Regions from separate parts of the Homo sapiens genome. Here region 1 is linked to region 2. A link is an interaction called in ENCODE POLR2A ChIA-PET data of the cell type or tissue named here. Cell type or tissue: PC-9. All regions are shown on one strand. Each heading gives the region's core, and the rest is flanking DNA. Links, peaks and the distances in the headings are about the cores only. Region 1 overlaps EML4 (EMAP like 4). Region 2 overlaps EML4 (EMAP like 4).

Region 1 (2,923 bases), core at 266-2,765, 83 kb after region 2:
ACTGCAGAAGTAGGGAATATTTACAGCTGGTCATTTTCTTATCAAATTTCAGCTATGCTAAAAATCATCAGGAAGCAGAGCCCACTCTTAGATTCAGAAGTAATGAAGACGTACATCATGTGATGTTGAAACCATAGTGTGGGAGGCCTTAGCCTGTTCTTAGATCAAACTCTGAGGCCAACTACACTGAGTAATAATAATAAAAATAACTTGAACTTCTCACCCATAACAAGCACAACCTTTTTTTTTTTTTTTTTGAGACGGAGTCTCACTCTGTCGCCAGGCTGGAGTGCAGTGGCGTGATCTCGGCTCACTGCAACCCCCGCCTCCCAGGTTCAAGCAATTCTCCTGCCTCAGCCTTCCGAGTAGCTGGGATTACAGACATGTACCACCACACCCAGCTAAATTTTGTATTTTTAGTAGAGACGGGGTTTCACCGTGTTGGCCAGGCTGGTCTCAAACTCCTGACCTCGTGATCTGTCTGCCTCGGCCTCCCAAAGTGCTGGGATTACAGGCATGAGCCACCATGCCCAGCCCAAGCAAACCTTTTAATCTGACTGAAGAAATACTTGCAGACATTCAAGAAGTAATTAATCTTTCCTTCCTCTTCATGGTTTGCATCATATAAACTACTGCATTATTACATACTCTTCTCCTTAGGTCGTTTAAGTCATTATTAGAGATCCTAAGGTTGTATCAGCCTCTGGTTGATGATCACATTTTCAGTCTGGTTCTAATGCTATTTTCATATCATGCCAGACAAGTTGGCAAGTGCTAGACATTTCCCATGTATTTGTACTAAGTCTTTGTCTCCCCTTTAGCTCCTTTTGTAACCATTTCACAATCACCATCAATATTATTAAACCTGTTGTATGTAGGTCACTGGGATGCTAGAGGCAGGGTTAAGTCGGGGTGGGGTTTTTTTGGTTTTTTGTTTTCAAAGGACTAAGAAACAATTGCGGCCGCATGCGGTGGCTCACACAGGTAATCCCAGCACTTTGGGAGGCTGAGGGGGCGCGGATCACTTGAAGTCGGAAGTTTGAGACCAATCTGGCCAACGTGGTGAAACCACATGTCTACTAAAAATGCAAAAATGAGCCAGTTGTGATGGTGCATGCCTGTAATCCCAGCTACTTGGGAGGCTGAGTGGGGAGAATCACTTAAACCCGGGTGGCGGAGGTTGCGGTGAGCCGAGCTCATGCGACTGCACTCCAGCCTGGGTGACAGAGCGGGACTCCATCTCAAAAAAAAAAAAAAAAAAAAAAAAAAAAAATCCATCAGTTGAGTGAAGTATTTTCTTTTGTAAAAGATGTGTAATATTGCCCAGGCATGGTGGTTCACGCCTGTAATCTCAGCACTTTGAGAAGCTGAGGTGGTTAGATCACCTGAGGTCATGAGTTCAAGATCAGCCTGACCAACATGGTGAAACCCCATCTCTACTAAAAATACAAAAAAATTAGCAAGGCATGGTGGCACATGCCTATAATCCCAGCTACTCGGGAGGCTGAGGCAGGAGAATCACTTGAACCCGGGAGGTGGAAGTTACAGTGAGCCAAGATGGCACCATTGCACTCTAGCCTGGGCAACAAGAGCGAAACTCTCTTGGAAAAAAAAAAAATGTATTGATTTGATTCTAGACTTGTGTTTTTTAACGTTTTAGTTTTAGACTGTCGCAGATCTTATAAACACCTATTGGTTTATGTAAATATAAGATACCTATGCTGCCAATAAGGAAACTGTTTCTTAGCACTGTCTTGAAAATCTCAGGGTATTATATTTGAAATCTTGAGGTCATGTTTTTGTTTTTTATTATTGCAAGATGTGTGTGTGTGTATATATATATGTGCATGCCACATTTTCCTTATTCAGTTGAGTTTAGGTTGTTTCCACATCTTGGCTATTGTGAATAGTGCTGCTGTGAACCTGAGAATACTGATATCTCCTCAAGATCCTAATTTCAGTTCTTCTAGAAAATACCCAGTAGTGGGATTGCAGCATCATATGGTAGTTGTGTTTTTAACTTTTTGAGGAACCTTCATCCTGCTTTCCATAGCGACTATACCATTTTGCATTCCTACCAGCAGTGTACAAGGGTCCCAGTTTCTCCACATCCTCATCAACACTTGCCGTCTTTTTTTTTTTTTTGAGACGCAGTCTTGCTCTGTCACCCAGGCTGGAGTGCAGTGGCGCGATCTTGGCTCACTGCAAGCTCCACCTCCCAGGTTCACGCCATTCTCCTGCCTCAGCCTCCCAAGTAGCTGGGACTACAGGTGCCCGCCATCATGCCTGGCTAATTTTTTTTATTTTTTATTTTTTCATATTTGTAGTAGAGACGGGGTTTCACCGTGTTAGCCACGATGGTCTCAATCTCCTGACCTCATGATCTGCCCATCTCAGCCTCCCAAAGTGCTGGAATTACAGGCGTGAGCCACCGCGCCCGGCTGTCTTTTTTTATTATTATTATTATTATTATTAATAGCCATCCGACAGGTATAAGGTAATATTTCATTGTGATTGTGATCTGCATTTCTCTGATGATTAGTGATGTTGAACAGTTTTTTGTATACCTGTTGGCCATTTTTATGTCTTTGGAGAGACTACAAAAGAAAAGATGTCCTTAGTCCATTTTAAAATCTGTTATTTAACTATTGAGTTCCTTATATATTTTTGAGATTAACCCTTTATTAGATATATGGCTTGCAAATATTTTCTCCCGTTCTGTAGGTGGCCTTTTTATTGTTGATTGTTTCCTGGCATAAGAAAAAGTTATGCCGTTTAACATCTGTAGGTTCATCCAGTAGCGTGGTAGACATGGTTGTTGTCTATCCAAATAATCTCACTCTTCTTTTCAAGTGTTAGAAAAACTGCTGTCACAAAATTTTCTTTAGCATTTTTCTACTCAGCCTTCCTGGACTTCTTGTAG
Region 2 (2,923 bases), core at 319-2,818:
TGAATCCTAATCCAGATCTGTATTTTTCACTTCTCTCTCTCTCTTTTTTTTTTTTTTGCACTGGATAATTTATATCATTGTTGACTTGTACTATGGAAACAAATTTTTTGTCAGAAAATATTTTGTGAATATTTTCCCCTACATTGTGGCTTGCCTGGTTACTTTTTTAGTGATATCTTTTGATTGAGTAGGACTTTTTAATTTACCTTTTTTATTTCTTTTTTTTTTTTAGACAAGGTCTTGCCCTGTTGCCCAGGCTGGAGTGCAGTAGCTCATGTGATGCCCAACCTCCACCTCTTGGGCTCAAGCGATCCTCTCACCTCAGCCTCCCAAGTAGCTGGGACTACTGATGTGTACCACCATGTCTAGCTTATTTTTGTATTTTTTGTAGAGACGGTATTTTTACCATGTTGCCCAGTCTGGTCTCGAACTCCTGGGCTCGAGTGATCCACTTGTCTCAGCTCCTAAAGTGCTGGGATTACAGGAGTGAGCCACTGCTTGGCCAGGATCTTTAATCTTGATGGTCTGATTTATCATTTGTTCCTTAGGGCTTTGGCTTTTAGGTCTATGTTCTACCTTAGATTAATTTCTGTGTATGGTGTAAGATAAGAGTTAAAAGTTAATTTTTTTCTTACAAATATGCTTATAAATGCTAACAAACAACATTGTTTGGCAAAGACTTTGCTTTATTTCCAAATCAGGTAATCAGTATTATATTATAAAATTATTAGTTATTTCAAAGTAGTTGCATGGTTAGCTAGTTCATTGATTATAGAAGCTGTATTTTTTTAGGTCAGAATTATGGGTTTATACCTTCGGGATCCAGTTAACTTGGCCTTGTTTTGTGGCCATGGAATGTATTTCTCCTAAGTTGTTTTAGTCATTTGTTAGATTTGTTTCATTGCAAGTAAGAGGGTATATGATAACTTCATCATGCTACCAGATAAAACATTAGAGCATATGCCTTACACGACTATTAACTAATTTTATTTTGTGTGAGAGAGATTACATTATTACATTTTAAGGATACGGTATTCATAGTATTATAATGTTTAATGTATCATACTCAGTTTTTATGCCATACTAAAATAAGCAAAAATAAATTGATTTTAGTAAACATTAGAAATAATTTTTCAGAGTTTTGTATAGAGTGGGAAATGTAGATCTGACACTGTGAAATCCGTTTGTTAGGTTTTGTGGGTAAATAATGCTAAGTATAAAAATACAAGACATAGAAAAATTTAAAATGTACGTTTGCATATGCTTGTGCCAATATATAGACCATTCCATAAACCCAATCATTGGCTTACATTTCTGAGATACCAGCATTAAACATGAGTTATCTTTTAAGAGGCTGAATTTGAATTATATTACTCTGTTAGGATTTGTGCCAGCTTTTGGTTAATCATTATCTTGTTGATTATATTTGGTTCAAGATGACTCATTTTTCAAGGAGCTTTATTGCAACACTACATATTTACTACAGGAAGCCTGGATGGAAATGGAGCATCAGGTTATTGGAGATTTTTTTCTCCAATCTTTATTGTACCAAGTGTTATTAAAGTTAATTATTTTTCAATAACTGAATTCCCTGTGGAACCTAGTGCTTCATTAACCAACTGTAGGAGGATCATTTACTCCTTTTTCATGGCAGACAAATATATCTTTGATGATTGTTTAAATATTGGTCATACTTCTATACTATACATTGACCAGACTTAGATATAGTATTTTATTCTCATCAAATTGAGTATGGTCATTAACTGAGAATTTTGGAATCAGAGAGATTTGAGATTGAACCTTGTTTGTAAAATTTACTAGCTTTGGAAGCTTGTGCAAATACTTCTCTGAACCCTAGCGTTCATTCAGTCATTAATGAGTGAATTAATACATTCAGTCATTAATGAGTGAATTAATACATTCATTTATTAATGAATTTGGATAAAAATATTTACCTTGCAAGATCAGATTAAAAGGACATATAAAAGTATTAGCACTTAATATGTGCTTAATGATGATCACCATCTGTTGACGCTTGCTTATGGTATATATTGAGGTTAGGAGTGCCAATCATTTAGCCCTTCTGTCTCCAGGTTCTAAGAGATAAATAATGGACACAGCATCTGTTTCTAAAATTTAGACTGTCTGATAACAGCAGAATTTGAGACCATAACATGGATCTAAGGATAAATTGAGAGTCAGCTGCAATCACCAACAAATCTAGACTGTGAGACTATGATAAGAGTTCCGTCTGCCATGTCTGCTCTGACTACACTTAATCTGGCAGCTGGCGAGAAGATTAGAGGCTTACTTTATGTATCTAGTTATCAGCGAAACAAAGAGCTGGAGTGAGAAAGGGAAAGATGGCCTTGTTTTCTATGCAGTAACGTAATTTCCTTCTTGTTAAAAATAAGGTCCAAGGAAAGCTAAATCTAACCCACCAAATTAGTAACTTCCCTTCCCCCTCTGCCCATGCAGGAGTTTGTGGCTTGAGTTTGTGGAAGAGAGACTGGGAGAGTTTTCTGTAATACCTAATACAGTAACCACCCTGCCTCCACCCTGCCCTCTACTGTGGGAAAGAGAAGGGAAGTCTCATTCTTTATAATGGGAGATTAGTGTAAGAGTGCCCCCTACTTTGAAAAAGTAAATTTCACTTATGTTCAGTGTTTTTGTAGGCCCATAGAATAAATACAGTAGAAGAGCCCTGCAGAAATGAAAAGCCATGCTAGGAATCAAAGTAAATGTTGGTTTAAGGAAGTAAATTGTGTCTTTATTTATTTTTTGAGACAGGGTCGCACTCTGTCACCCAGGCTGAAGTGCAGTGGTGCGATCACTGCAGCCTTGACCTCCCAGGATCAGGTGATACCCCCATCTCAGATTCCCGAGTGGCTGGCACCACAGGCACGCACCACCACTCCTGGCT

The links. ChIA-PET counts read pairs that join two places held together with the same protein. Peaks named below come from ENCODE experiments on the same cell type or tissue, not always from the same donor. Only the 100,000 strongest peaks of a DNase experiment are listed, where the experiment ranks them.
Region 1: POLR2A ChIA-PET joins it to region 2 with 24 read pairs; 4 of 35 experiments call an interaction of 5 or more read pairs at or near these places.

The regions. Positions count from the first base shown.
Region 1 is chr2:42,277,331-42,280,253 of GRCh38, forward strand. All of the region lies in intron 6 of EML4 (EMAP like 4), which reads left to right. Among named protein-coding and RNA genes, the nearest start is that of COX7A2L, 82 kb to the right of the region's middle. In PC-9, for the core only: no CTCF peak of the experiment used is centred there; no DNase peak of the experiment used is centred there.
Region 2 is chr2:42,194,305-42,197,227 of GRCh38, forward strand. The region is part of intron 1 of EML4 (EMAP like 4); the gene reads left to right. Among named protein-coding and RNA genes, the nearest start is that of EML4-AS1, 26 kb to the left of the region's middle. RefSeq lists an enhancer at 1,335-1,479 and a cis regulatory region at 1,401-1,414. In PC-9, for the core only: a CTCF peak has its summit at 2,601 (motif pointing left); a DNase peak (open chromatin) is centred at 1,457.